Regions from separate parts of the Homo sapiens genome. Here region 2 is linked to region 1. A link is a contact called in ENCODE Hi-C data. All regions are on one chromosome and are shown on one strand. The core of a region is the stretch at or near the end of the contact, and the rest is flanking DNA. Distances in the headings are between cores, read along the strand shown. Region 1 has its middle 19 kb from the start of ACKR3. Region 2 holds the start of DUSP28 (dual specificity phosphatase 28).

The links. A loop is a pair of places that touch in the nucleus more often than their neighbours do. Pooled maps may share reads with other maps.
Region 2: a pooled map shows a loop between it and region 1 (9-fold over the local background). The contact joins the promoter of DUSP28 here to the enhancer-like site in region 1. A Hi-C loop is called at or near these places in 2 of 37 single-sample maps with no recorded cell type and 6 of 50 pooled maps.

The regions. Positions count from the first base shown.
Region 1 is chr2:236,547,686-236,554,540 of GRCh38, reverse strand. It overlaps a transcript of ACKR3 not described here. Among named protein-coding and RNA genes, the nearest start is that of ACKR3, 19 kb to the left of the region's middle. RefSeq lists enhancers at 564-653, 674-813, 2,435-2,664, 2,914-3,704, 3,782-4,281. Within about 2 kb of position 3,665, at least 2 of the 41 ENCODE cell types and tissues checked have a DNase peak (open chromatin) inside an H3K27ac peak, as active enhancers do.
Region 2 is chr2:240,554,922-240,561,648 of GRCh38, reverse strand. DUSP28 (dual specificity phosphatase 28) reads right to left here and starts at 1,292. Exons shown (of 2, transcript NM_001370465.2): 1 at 572-1,292; 2 at 1-319. The coding sequence starts at 964. The coding sequence ends at 182. It overlaps ANKMY1 (ankyrin repeat and MYND domain containing 1), which reads left to right and starts at 3,661. Exons shown (of 18, transcript NM_001282771.3): 1 at 3,661-3,768; 2 at 4,297-4,459; 3 at 6,594-6,727. The coding sequence starts at 4,314. RefSeq lists enhancers at 74-433, 464-533, 566-707, 4,765-4,834, 5,967-6,467 and silencers at 804-853, 1,034-1,443, 3,502-3,721.

The DNA of each region.
Region 1 (6,855 bases), core at 2,416-4,915:
CTGGGGGCAGGGGCTTCTCCCTGGATGCCCTATCTCAGCCCTAGGGGTCATGACTGCTCCTATGTCTGCTAATCCCATCTTCCTTAGAGTTCTGTTTACTTCTTTCTAGCCAATCCCTCCTTACTCCAGTCCTCTGTTATAATTAAAAATTCTTTGAATCAAATATTCCCTGTTCAAGTTACTGTGGAGTTTCCTTCTCTGATACATCTGCCTTTCTTCTAAATATTACTTTCTTCCTGATGCCTTCCTGGATAGCTCTTATTTGGAATTGATTGCTCCCTCTGGATCCTTAGTGATGCTCCACATTATACATATTTGTATAAGATGCATGAAGAGTTAATAACCCCTCGAAGTTAAGGGACTATGTCTTACTCACTTATTTTCCCAGAAGGGAGGAAGGGAGAGGGGCAGATATCAGAGCCACCTAGGACTTTTTCCAGTGACATCTTCCTCCATGAGATTGAGCTCTGTATCCACCCAGGACACAGCCCTGAGGCTCGTGAGTCACTCCTGGTGTACTGTGTCCTCATGAACCTCTGTCCAGGACCCTCACCAACTACGATGCAGACAGCAGGTGGGAAACAATTTTCTGAATAAAGCTCTACGCAAACAGATTGTTAAATAACACTACAGGATAAGCTTCCCAGAATGACGGAAACAAGTAGAGATGAAATATTCAAAACATTACCAAAGAAAACATTTTCATTTTCTAAAGACATCTGAGACACTCCACTCCCTTTACTGCAGCAGACGCTGACAAACCAAGAGGCCTCACTCCACAAGCCCAGCACTCGCAGTTCGCAGCTTCTCTGAACATAGGCTTGCTGGTGCCCCTCCCGCATGGCGGGAAACCCTCCTGAGCTTCAGGGGTTTCAGGGGCTGGTCCACATGGGTGCCTTCAACCGTGGCCAGGGAATTGGGAGCTTCCTTTTTGGTTCTCAGACTTTACGCAGGTGCTTCTGCATCTGTGACTTAACTCACTGAATTTGTGATCCTGTTCCAAGCAACCAGGTCATTTTCCAGCTCAGCCTATGTTCTCCTATGCTGGGAACCTTGGTGATGTGTTTTCTCTCCCTCTGGCCTTTCTTTATTGGCTTTTCCATGTCCTGTTTTTTTCTGCCTCAAGCAAAATTAAAGAGTTCCCCTTAAGGGACTGTAAGCGTATATCTGCCAAATGGCACCTGTGGTTTTCCTTAGGCGTTGGACATATGATGAGCCAAGCTCTTCCATCTGCCCCTCCAGGTCTACTCTCTGCCTTCCTCCACCTACTGTCTGCCTGGAAGGCTCCTGGGGCCTCTGGCTTCGGAGTGGGATTCACCCATGGGGCCCTCAGCAGGGGGGAGGAGGAGAGGGATATCACCTGCTCTCCCACCCTCCCCCCAGGGTGCACTGCAAAGCAGCCAACCGCAGGCAACTGGATCTCCTCCGCAAAGGTGGAGCCAGGTGTTGTGCGGCCTGGAACGGACAAAATTAGGGTAGTCCTGTAAGAAAAGGAGTATCACATGATAAACAAAATGCCAGTGTCATTCCAACCACCAAGCATGGGCCAATGTGCAGAAGGAAATAAGAACGGGAAGAGAAATAGAATAACCTGATCCTGGCTAAAATGTGTGACTTCTGCAAATTTCTCAAACACTTTGCTAACATGAACACATCCTGAGGCCTCTCCTAGGGCCTGGGAAGAGGCCCGTACAAGTGGCCAGCGTGATATCTCCTTAACCTTCCTATGACCCTACTTCTCGGCCCTGGGGTCCCCTCCCTCCCTGGGTCCCTCCCTCCCTTGTCCCTTCAGTGGCTACATGCTCTATGTTATTACTCAACTCCAAGTTTCCTACACGCAGAGCATGCCTCTGTAAATATTCCTTTGAAACCAAATACTTCTGAAATCACCCCATTCCAACTGCATCATCATAGTTCATCTATATTTTCTACCTTTTTAACAATAGCAAGCATTTACCATTTTTTCCAAATAAAATTATCTCTCTCCCCTCCTCCCAAAAAGGAAAGTTGTTTTGAATCACTGCCACGATAGTGATCACCACTACGCAAGAATGAAAAGGAGGGGGGAAAGACTGGGAGGACAGACACCAAAACCTGAGAAGTGACTTTCTTCAGGTGATGGGGGACTGTTGACAGTTTCCCTTAGTTCTGATTTTACTAATTTCCTCAAATTTTCACCATGTATAATAGAAAGTAGTTGAATGAACTTCAGATGCATGATCAGCCCTTCTCTCCCCAGCATCTGTCCCCTCCGACGCCCTCACATCCACCCGGAGGACACATTGAGAAGTCCTGGCCAGGGCGACTGAACAGCAAGGTCTCCCTCCCTTTTCACTCTCCTTTCAAGGGCTCACAATGCACATTTCCATCTTAAAAGACCAGCACCATTTTGCTCTGGGAAATCCCCTGGGTCTTCCTTACAAAATTGTAAATACCCTGCATCAGAGTATTGGATGGGAAACCCAGGCAGAAAGTTCTACGGGGGTAGAGACCAGGTTTCAGTTACCCAAATGCTGATTAAATAAGAGAAGAAGCCAGGCCCGAGTGCACAGGAGGGTCACCAAGCCACGAGGAGGGGAAGGACAAGCAGGCCGACCAGAGCTGAGCCTCTGAGCAGAGGCCGTGGCTACTTGATCTGCCGGGACCAGGGCAACGCTGTCTCAGAGTCGGGTGGGCCCAGCCCCTCCTAGCCTTTTGTAAGGGGTCCCACATGCAAGGCTCAGAGAACTAAGGGCAAAGGGAGCCAAGCCCATCAAGGTCTTGGAGGTCTGGGCTGAAATATAAATCAATGCTGGTTCACACTGAAAAGGAGAAGTATAACATTGTTTCCAAACAGTCCAAGGCACATTTTGGTATTTGCAAATATTCCATTTTGCCTTTTAGAAGCCATTGTTCTACTAGACCAGAGGGGGAAAGGGGAAGGAGTCTGGACACAGTCCATTTTTACATTGGAGTCAGTTAGGCTGCAAATCAGCTGGTGTCTGCACCCAGTTTTCCCACAGAGACAATACACACTGGGAGATTCAGGTGGCAGGATGGCCCCTGATGTCAGCTCACCCACAGCACTGCCGGACTGCTGTGCCCACCCAGTACCTCAGGGTTTCAAGGGGAAATGCTGTCTGAGTCCCTCCTGGGGGCCAGGAGCACACTTTCCTTCCTGCAGCCACAAGGCTGGACTTGGGGGCAGCCACCTCCAGCTCCAAGCCACCAGTGGGGTCTCCTGAGGCTTGACAAGGGACTCAAATGGCCGGGTAGGAGGGGAAATGGGGCTTGGGGCATGAAGCCTGAGAACTGGACTTCCTGGCTGTGCCCATATGCAGAGCCCGGAGCACCGGGAGGCTGAGGGAGAAGAGGCACCAAGCTTCCACTTCTCCTGGTGCTCGCCGGGTTCCTCCCAGCCCTGCCCTCGGGAAGTGTGAGATGCAGAAGCAGGGCCTGAACTTGTGGAAGAGCCCAGCAGGGTAGGTGTGCCTACAGGGCTGAGGAAGGCAGGGAAACTGAGGCAGAAACTTCCACAGGGAAGAAGGCACTGTCCCCATAACAAGGACTTACAAACAAGGTGGAGGATTGGTAATACGAAACCAAAAGGAAGGGCCCGGGCTTTCCAGCTGTAGGAAATAGAAAGGTAAGAGTCATTCTTGCAGCCACCCAGCCGGGGCAGCCGTGTGTGAATGCACATGACACGGAAAGTGGTTTCATGAACAATAAACATAAGGACAGCAGTAAGAAATATGTATTGAGTAGCCGCTCGTTAATGGAGACTTTGACTTTGCATTGCTCTTTGAACCCTGGTGACAGCCCTGCAGAGAATTACTAAGACACCCATTTTACCAATGAGGGGCTGAGGCTCCGAGAGGTTTCATGCCTTGTCCAAAGCCTTGCTCAGCGACAAGATGTCAGGTCAGTCCCCAGGTGACTGAGGGAGACTGGATTCATTTGCTCTCTGAGAGCCCACATTGCCGGAAGCTAAGTCTCAGGCCTGCTCACCCCTAGCCTCACCCTTGGTGCAGACCACCTACCTGAAACCAAGCAGAGTAATCTCACAAGCTGGATATCCTCAGAAGGTGCTGCCATCAATCAGCATGTATTTTACTGCCCGATGACGTGAAGAATGTTGACACATCAGCCCTAACTACACCAATGGAAACTGAAAGGTTTTCTTTTGCCAAGGTGAGCAGCGTGCACACTGGCCTGGCAGATGTGTGCGCAGCCGGGTACCCTGCCACCCCCAACATCTCCCATGCGGACCTCGTCTTGCAAAGCCATACTGCCACATTACGTGTCCAGTGGACACCAGGGGCAGGCACGAAGAAGGATGTTGTTGAATTCTCCTCACACACCGCCTTCACTGTGCAGAATGGCCAGGAAGAGCCAGCCCCTCGCATGGCCTTAGGGATGGAAACAGACTATGCACCCACAGGAATCCACGTTGCTGCAGTTTGGCTGTGGCAATAGAACTGGAGCTGTTGATGAACCTGCATTTAAAGAGCCCTTGTCAAAAGGGCCCCGGGTACCTGGGCAGACAGTGCCCTGCCCACAGCAGGCAGCCTTAGCATAGGCCCTCACAGTTGGGGATGTCAGAAACACCAGACAGCTAGAAATTCCCTCCGTCACATTAGAGAAACAGATGATTTGTAAACACTGTTTACCCATCAGTCCTCCAGAAATAAATGGATGGACAGTTCACAGCCAATTTTCTTCTGCCAAACCCAAAACAGATAATGTCCACTTTCAAAATACACTTCCCAGGGATGTACAGGGCTCCACCATAGTTGCACCTGACACAGCTATGGAGGGCAGGTCCGTGGTGGCTCGTTCCCTTTCACCCATGGGTTGGGTGGGACACGGACCACACACAAGTCTTCCAGCACCAACTATGATCCTACTACTGTTCTCACACCCAGAAGTGCAGCCAAGGGAGGAGGGTGCTGCCCTAATGAACATCTTGACTCCACTATTATTTAGTTAAGAATTAAATCGCTTGAAAAACTACTGGCCACATATCTCCCAGTAGACCAGACACACCACTTAGTCAAGAGGCCTCATGAAGACTAATCTTTCAGAGAGACAGACATGCCACCTCACTGTGTGAGGGGACCCAGAGGATGTGAGCCTTCAGGTCATTAAGGAGGAATGCAGGATACCTAGGTTACCCTGCTGGCAGGGACAGGGAACTGATGGAGCCCTCAGCAGGGGAGACTATGTAGGCTTCCACAAAAGGGTATGGGCAGGCTTACAGAGGCCAAGGAGGGACCGTGGAGCAGGCTGGGGCTGGCAAAGGTGGAAGCTGCTCCCTTTCCGCTCACTCTACCTTTGGGTCTGCAGGGTCGGAGCTAGGGCTGGAGGAGAAGACACAGGAAGAGGGCAGGGGCAGAGACCTGGACCTGAAAAGTGTCTCTGCTCAAATTTGTTGGAAATGAGAAGAGCTTATCTCATATTGGATAAGCAAAGTTTACCATGAGTTCTTAGTAACACATTAAAGCAGTCTCAGGTTCCTTCCAAGGTGGACCTAAGGTAATTAAGGTTTTTCACTTAATTAAACTATGCCAATTTTCGACCAAAAGATGCTCAAGTTAAAGTTGTAAGAATAGCTTTAAATATGTGCGCCCTTGTTGCTTGTCATCAGGAATGACACTCCAGAATGATCGTATGACCTCTTTAGATGCATGTGCACGAGCTTTTAATAAGCTAGTTGGCAAGAAACTCATCCAGTAAGTATAAATCACAATTAAATAAATACTGAACTGTGCTTATGTGAGTTTTTATTGGCTGTTATGTCAGAGAAGGTCAACATCTGCAACTCTCTTCAAACAATGCTCCATAGTCTCTGCCATTAGAGAGTCACATGGAGCTCTCCTCCTAAGTTGAATGATAACTCTTGCCCGTAAGGTTTACAGTGTCCTTGCTCAGCTGTCCTCTTCCTGAATTGGTTTGCTCATGAAAGACGGGGCAGGTGACAAAGCTGAGAAGTCAGATCAAAGACCTCCCTGCAAGATGCCACACCCTCCCTGGGAAGATTAACGAGGGAGATGGTGAAAATCTTACCATCTTAACCTAGGTTCTGGTGGGAGGGAGAAAAAATGTTCCCTGAGAATTCAAAATAACATACCAGACTTTATGTGGGTTTAGGGCCTGATTTCATAACATCTTTGTGGTCCAAAAATATCTTGGCTAAGAATTCAGTTTAAAGTAGGCCTTCATGCAGTAGCCAGATTGAAACAAACACACATGCTTTCTGGGAGAGGCATTCTCAACCTAGGCCTCAAACCATTCCCTGAATACCACTGATCATGAGTTCATAAGAAAAAAAATTAAATCATAAAATACATGAAAAAACCCAAGATACTATGAGAATTAAGCAGGAACAACAAACAGCAGGATCAAACCTGTAAAACTATAGTTATTAAAATTATCAGATACAGACTGCAACATTAGAATGTAGAAAAAAACATAGACATGGGAAATGGGAAGGAGAAATGAAAACTAGGAAAGGCCAGTGGGAATGTGGAAGATATGTCTAATTGCAATTCCAGAAGGAAAGACTTCAGAGAATGGGATGACACAACAATCAGGGAAAGTGGCTCCTCTGAGTTTTCCAAATTGATGAAAGACACAAATCCTCAGATTCAGGAAGCACAACAAATCTCAGGCAGAAGGCATTGGAAGAGCTAGCACCCAGATACGCTGTAAAAAAAAAAAAAATGAATGAAAGATAAGAGGGAAGATCTTAAAAGCAGCCTGGAGAAAAGGCAGACTGCACAAAGAATAGGCAATTAGATTGAAATATGACTTTTCAGCTGCAAAAATGGAAGCCAGAAATCAGTGGATTCATATCTCTAACATGATGAAAGATCA
Region 2 (6,727 bases), core at 43-2,542, 4.0 Mb before region 1:
TTTTTGTGTCTGTAAGATAATTTGTGCATCACCTCAGCCGGAAATATAAAATTAAAAGCACTATGTTTCACACACACACACACAAAGGAAAACTCGATATGACAGTGAGGAAGAAGGGTAAAGACCAGCCTTCTGTATCAGTGCAGGGACATCCTTCCTCCAGGCAGCAGGCCTTCAAGCTTCAAGCCTCAGGGCCCAACCCTAAGGCTGGGGGCTCTCCCTGCAGGCAGGACTGGGCCTGGAGGGCCTCCTCATACTTCTGGAGCTGAGACCAGAAGCCCGGGTTCGGTTCTGCTACCGGGCGAGCGCTCTTCACCATCTGCAAACAAGAAGTGTACTGAATAACCCCAAGTCGCGCTAATGGCCAGCAGGGGCCAAGGCGGGCCCAGCTGTAAGAGTGGGCCCCGCCCAACCCGGAAGTGCCTCTCTGCTTCCCTAAGCCCGCCCTCACGAGAGAGACCCGCCCCTCCCGGAAGTGCCTGTCCCAATCCCGAAGCCGGCCCCGCCCGGAAAACTCGTCCCCGGAAGACACGCCCCTCTCGAAACACCGCCCCCCTAAAGGCCCGCCCACCTGGAAGGCCTTCGCCAGGCTGAGGCCGCGGTGCCGCATGAGGTACGCGGTGCAGACGGCGGCCGAGCGGCTGCGGCCGTTCTTGCAGTAGACTAGGCAGGCGCCGCCGGCGCGCACCGCGGCCTCCATGGCGGCGCACGTGGGCTCCAGGTGCGCCAGCAGGTCCTCAGCCGGGTCGTCGAACACGGGCACGCGCAGCTCTGCCACGCCGGGCGCGCGCGGGCCGGGCTGCTGGCGGGAGACGTTGACGCACAGCGTGACTCCCGCGCGCGCCAGCTGCTCCTCCGCGCCCGCGGCTCGCGCGCTCCCGAGGAAGAGTGAGGGCGCGACGCGCACCAACGGTGGAGGTACGGGCGAGGCGGCCCCGCGGCGCCCAGCTTCTGCCGGTCCCATGGCGCCCGCCGAAGAGTCTGCTTTTGGGCCCTGAGGATCTATTTTGGGGGCTCAGGCGCCCGCCCAGGAGTCTATTTGTGGGAGCCGGGCGGGCCGCCGGGCGCCCCCGGGTCCTAGAGGCCTCCGAGGTGGACCAGGCTGGGGCTTGGGTCCCCCGCGGGCGCTGGGCCGGGACAGGGGGCTTGGGTCTCGTTGGGGCCGGGGCATGGCGGGAGGTTTGGGCCTCACCAGGGCGCCGGGGCCTTGGACCGCTCTGCGTCCCATGTTCTCTGTCCCCGGGCGCCGTCCTCCCCGCCCCCGCGGCCTGTGGCACTGGGCTTGCGTCTGTGGCTCTTGGGCGCAGCGCCCTGCCCGCTCTACTGCGGCGTCTGGCGCGGAGGCGTGGCTTGGCCGGGCCCGCCCACTTCGCGTCCGCGTCGTTCGGCTAGGGCCCCGTGGCTACCCGGTGCACGTGGACGGCGGGCTGCGTGGTTCCCGTGTCTTCACCCTTTCCCTAGTGACTGCGTTGTCGGCTTTACGTTTATTCCTTTTTGTGGCCCGCTTTGTAATTGGTGCATTTTTTTCTATGTATTATAACACATGGCTCATAAAATAAAACTAATTTCTATTTTCATCACTTCTTCATAGACCACACTATTCCTTTTGCTGTTTCTAAGTAATTTATTGGGGTCAGCATTGTAACTTTAAAAAATTTAATATCACTTAATGTCCATGAAATTGCCATTTAAGACTCCTTCAATTTTTCTGACATCTGGTAATTTTCAGGCAATGGATACACTGAAAAGCAACTGTCTCAACAGCCCTACAGACATTTAGCAATTGAAGTTTCAGTTGCATACAGTCTCTCTCTGGGTTATCGTCATTGCTTTGTCCATCAGCCTTCTAGCATTGGTAACTGTCAGATCTTTATTGCAGCCTGGGGTTCACTCTTGAGCTAAAGACTCAAATATGTCTGCAGCCAGGTCTTCCCTGGTTGCAGCTCCAGACATCACCTCCGTGGAGGTCTTATCAGCATCTGTTTCCCACTTCCTCCACCCTAAGGAAGGACTCCAACTTTCCTAGGATGGAGGAGTGGAATTCCCTTTTTTTCCCTGGCGTTCATGGGAGCCATTGATTAGGTTGGGACACTGTCTCCCTCCGCTTTCTAGGAGTTGGCTCTGTCTCTGGCCAAAAGTGAAGGCCACACTCCCGTGACTGCTCTGGGAATGAGCTTGGTGTCTAATAACCCATGAAGGAGAGAGCACTTTGGAAGGCTCCTCTGTTCTCTCATGGCCATAAGGGGAAGCCAGCCTTGGGTGAAAGCAGAGGAGATGGGAGAGCCAAGGTCCTTGATGCCACTGTTGGGCCACTGAAATGAATCAAACAAAACCTGAAGTCCCTCCTCCTCCTGGACTGTTTCATGAATCATCATCACCCTTTACGGTTGGAGGATGGTTGAGGTGGGTTTTCTGCTCCAAAGCCTGCTACTTGAACCATCATGCTCCCACTCCATTGAGGTAATGGATTGGGAACCAATTCATCCTAAGTGTCTCTGCATCTCATTGCCACACTTAGTCTGGGCCAGCCTCTGTCTCCTGGACTTGGTGCTAGTCCCCCACAGTGTAACCAGAATGTGCTTGCTAAGAACAGAGGGTTTCTACATGTTGGTTCTGACTCCTTAGCAAGTTGTAATTCACAACTAATGTGGGTTGTGAAATCAATTCTGTGGGTCATGATCAGCATTTTAGTTTTTAGAGAAATAATAGACTACATGAAAATATTAGAGTGCATGCATGTAGTATGCCGAACTTTTAATGAAACATTTTTCTGAGTGGTTTGTACTGGGTCGTGGTGTAAAATGAGATTTTAGAGAGAAGTGAACTCAACAGACAGGCACTGGCGTGTGGAGGCAGAGCCCCTAGAACCCCAGAATCCTGGCCCAGCCTTAGTCCTTAGTCCCCGGAAAGCTAGCCAGTGGGGAGGGCCAGGGCATCAGCTCTTCACACCCCCTGCCCTGTTCTCAGAGGCAGTCTGGGTTGAGAAAACGCAAGCCCTGCACCTCCAAGAGCCTCTCCCCTCTTTGCAGGAAGGCCCAGCTGTTTCCCACCATGGTGCCTCTGTACATCCCAGTCCAGTTCCTGAAATGCGCTCTGTAGCCTGGAGAGCTCCTGCGCATCCTGTGAAGCCCCATCAAGAATCCGCTCTCCTGCAGTCCTTCCCCGAGGCCCTCGGAGGGTCCAAGACAGCCAATCCCTCTTCTCTGCGGTGACTCTTGCGGCCTCCCTCATCTCGTTCCCTCCGCAGGCCTCGAGTTACCCTTGCGCCTTCCACATTTACTGAATGAACAAAGGCCGGGGCTGGAATCAGGCAGGGCTTGAGCAAGTCGTGGCTCCACGTGCTAGGTGATCAGGGCAAGTTAATTAACACTTGGGCCTCAGTTTCCTCAGGTGTCCCACGGCGCTCCCTGTGCCCCCATCACGGGAGTGTTGGGGGAATTTAGCGCTTTCTCTCCCAGGGGTACTCGGCCCAGGGGCTGACCGGGTAAGCGGGAGGCTGGCACCGAGGCCCGCGGGGTGTCGGCCCCAAGCCCCTGAAGTCACAGAGGGCGGGCACGCCCGGAGGCGGGGCCGGGTGCGTCCTGGCGGGGGGATTGGCGGAGCCGGAGAGTGGCAGCGGGCATGGGGCGGGGCTGTCTCCAGGGAAACGCGACGCTCTCCGTAGGCGCAGGGCTGGCAAGCAGTCGGGACGGGAGCGCGGGCGTCCGCGGTGGCTGCAGTCCCGTCGGTCTCCCTGCTGTCCGGCGCGAGCTCTTCGAGTCTTGCTTGGTGCGGTCTCGCGACAGGAGCGCTGGGAGCCGGGGCTAGGGGGATCCCGGAGCTCCGTGGGGCGGCGGGTGCGGGGGGGCGCCAGGCTCGCGGTCCCCACCCCAGGGAGGGGCCGAGGGGCTGGGGGCGTGGGGTTAGGTGGGCGCGGCGTCTCCCGAGCCCACCCTCGAGCGCTGGCTTCAGAGGCCCGTGGCTGAGACCCGCTGTTAGCGGCGCCTCCTGGGCGATAGTGGGTGCGGGCCTGGCCTGGCCACGTGGCCGCGACCGCCCTTGCTGTGATTCCCGCCCACGAAGGGACAGGGACACCTGGGGACGCGGGTGAAGTTTACCCATGGTTCCGACAGGTCTCCCTGAGGACTCCCAGGGATGGTGGTCCGGGACCTGTGGGTGGCGGCCCAGGCTCCGGCGCGGTTCAGGGAGGGGCTTGGGTTCTCTGAGGCTCAGGGGCCGCGGGCCGGGCCTCGGGCGCCCTCTGAGTTCGCGGCGGGAGCCCTGGGGGCACATGTGCGGTCCTGACGTCGCTTGCAGGTTGGAAGACCACAGACATGGAAGGGGCCCATGCCTCCCTTAGCTTAGAGGACGAAGTCTCTGGGGCTGGCAGCCGCCAACGCCCGCTAGAGGGGAAGGGCGGCGAGACCCCTGCTGCCGAGGAGCCGGGGTCCCTGAAGAACTACGCTGTCTTCGCCACAAGGTGCGGGGGACCCTCCAGCGGGGAGGTCCGACCCTGACCTGGGGCCCAGGGTTAGCCGGGATTCTCCTTAAGGCAAGCAGTAAAAATCCCTGAACTGTGTTACTCCCTGAGAAACTAGTTTCTGGAGAAATCTGAAAGCCTCAACACTGTGTCAGCAACCTACTGAGGAAAACGACAATAGATGGTAATTGGAACCTTCTCATGTCCCTTCCTGCCTGCACACTCTGCCACCCGTGTCGCCGCCTAGTGGAGGGAGGGAACGTTTCCCTCACGAGATGGGGCTCCCAAGCTGTCTCCATCTTCACAGCTCTGTTGTTCACAGCCAGGGGCTGCCCTGGAGTCTCACTGCAGCATCTCACGAGGTCCCCCTGTCACCCCATCGTGCTTGTCCCTGTTTGTGGGCCTCCAAAACTCAGTCCCAGCCCTGGCCCAGTGTGATGGGTGTTGGGGACCAGCCTCAACACCACCCGTAGAGTGCCCAAAGTCTAGTGGGGACAAAGGATTGAGAAGAGACAGGTTAAGAATTGAAAGGTGGGGAGCCAGGGGGCCAGTTGCAAAATGGAGGCTGCAAAGGGCTCAGAGTTCTGGTCTCCACACTGTTTATTGAGCACACTTAGATCTGAGAAGCAGATGTTCAGGGCGAAACAGTGAAAGGGTGGCAGTGTGTCATAGGTGTAATCTATAGCAATATTGGTTTCAGTGAATCTCCTTTGTGCTCAAACAGCATATCTTTTAACTTATCGGAGAGTAACTGGTGGGAGCGGGCTTAGCTAGGAGCCTGCATGTCTGTCCACAGTCCAGGGCTTCAAAGGAGAGTCTTTCTCCTTGAACACAGTGTTTACAGATAAGAGAGCGGATCTCGCTCTGGGCATGGGAACATGATGGCAATTAGGAGGCTTTCCTCCTCAGAGGCCTCTTGTGGCTTTCCACAACTTATTGTCCCATATTTTCATGGCCTGTTTATGCAGGCACCCCACAAGCCCTTTTCCCACAAGCCCTTTTCCCAACAATGGGCTTTGGGAGGTGGCTGGGTTTAGATGGGGTGGTGAAGATGGAGCCCATGATGGGATGAGTGTACCTATGAGAAGCAGAAGAGCCCAGAGTTCCCCCATCCTCTCTCACTACCATGTGGGGAGCCAATGAGAAGGCGGCTCCACAGGCCAGGAAGAGGACCCTCCCTAGGCAGGGACGCTGCTGGCACCTTGGCCAGGGACGGCCGCCCTGCACAGCTGAGAACGGAAGGCCCTTTGAGACGCCCCATCCATCTGTGGGGGTCTCAGATGCTCTGTCCGTCTGGGGGGGAACTGAGATGCCCTGTCCATCTTTCATGGTCTGAGGCACCCCATCCACCTGTGTTGGTCTGGGATGCCCTGTCCTTCTGTAGGGGTCTGAGACACCCCATCCATCTGTGGAGGTCTGAGGCACCACGCCTTTTGTGGTCTGAGATGCCACGTCCGTCTGTGATGGTCTAAGACGCCCCATCCGTCTGTGGTGGTCTGAGACGCCCTGTCCATCTGTGGGGGGTCTGACATGCCCTGTCTGTCTGTGGACGCCCTATGAGTTACGGCAAATCCACCCTGGTTTGTGCTCCCCGCTGTTGCAGCATACTCCCCAGCCCTGCATCCATCCATCTGTCCACCTATCCACCTGTCCATCCTAGTATGAGCTGGCTGCCTCTCGAGCTGCCTTCCGACCTTCCATGGGTCCACATGTGTGGGCAGTCTGTTTTCTGTCCAGCTTGGGGCTGGCACTCCTGGCCCTTGAATGAGGACCCTGCTGTGGGCACCCACGTCCTGCAGGCAGCTGGAGTGGGACAGAGGGCCATCGATCTCAGGAGATGCCGCCAGCAGGCCCGGGCTGGACAGGCCGACTGGTCCTGCCTCTAGAGCCTGGCAGCATCTCTCCTATCCGTTGGCAGCCTTACTGTGCATTCCACTTCCTGTGTGGCCTTGGGCAATCGCTGCACCCTCTGTGCCTCGGTTTTCTCTCCAAGTGGAGTGGGGATGCAGCGGCACCTGCCCCGGGACTGTGGGATGAAATGAGATGCTGGGTTGTGCTCGGGGGTTGTGCTCAGCAGTCACTGAAGGCACTGCAGCCACTTCACTCTTCCCTCCTTCTGCTCCTGTCCTTTTAGGGATGTTTCAGCAGCCCCTGAGAAGGAAGAGGAGGAAGCTGAGGGCCCGCTGAGGGCGCAGGACCTGAGGGAGTCCTACATCCAGCTCGTCCAGGGTGTGCAGGAGTGGCAGGATGGTTGCATGTACCAGGGGG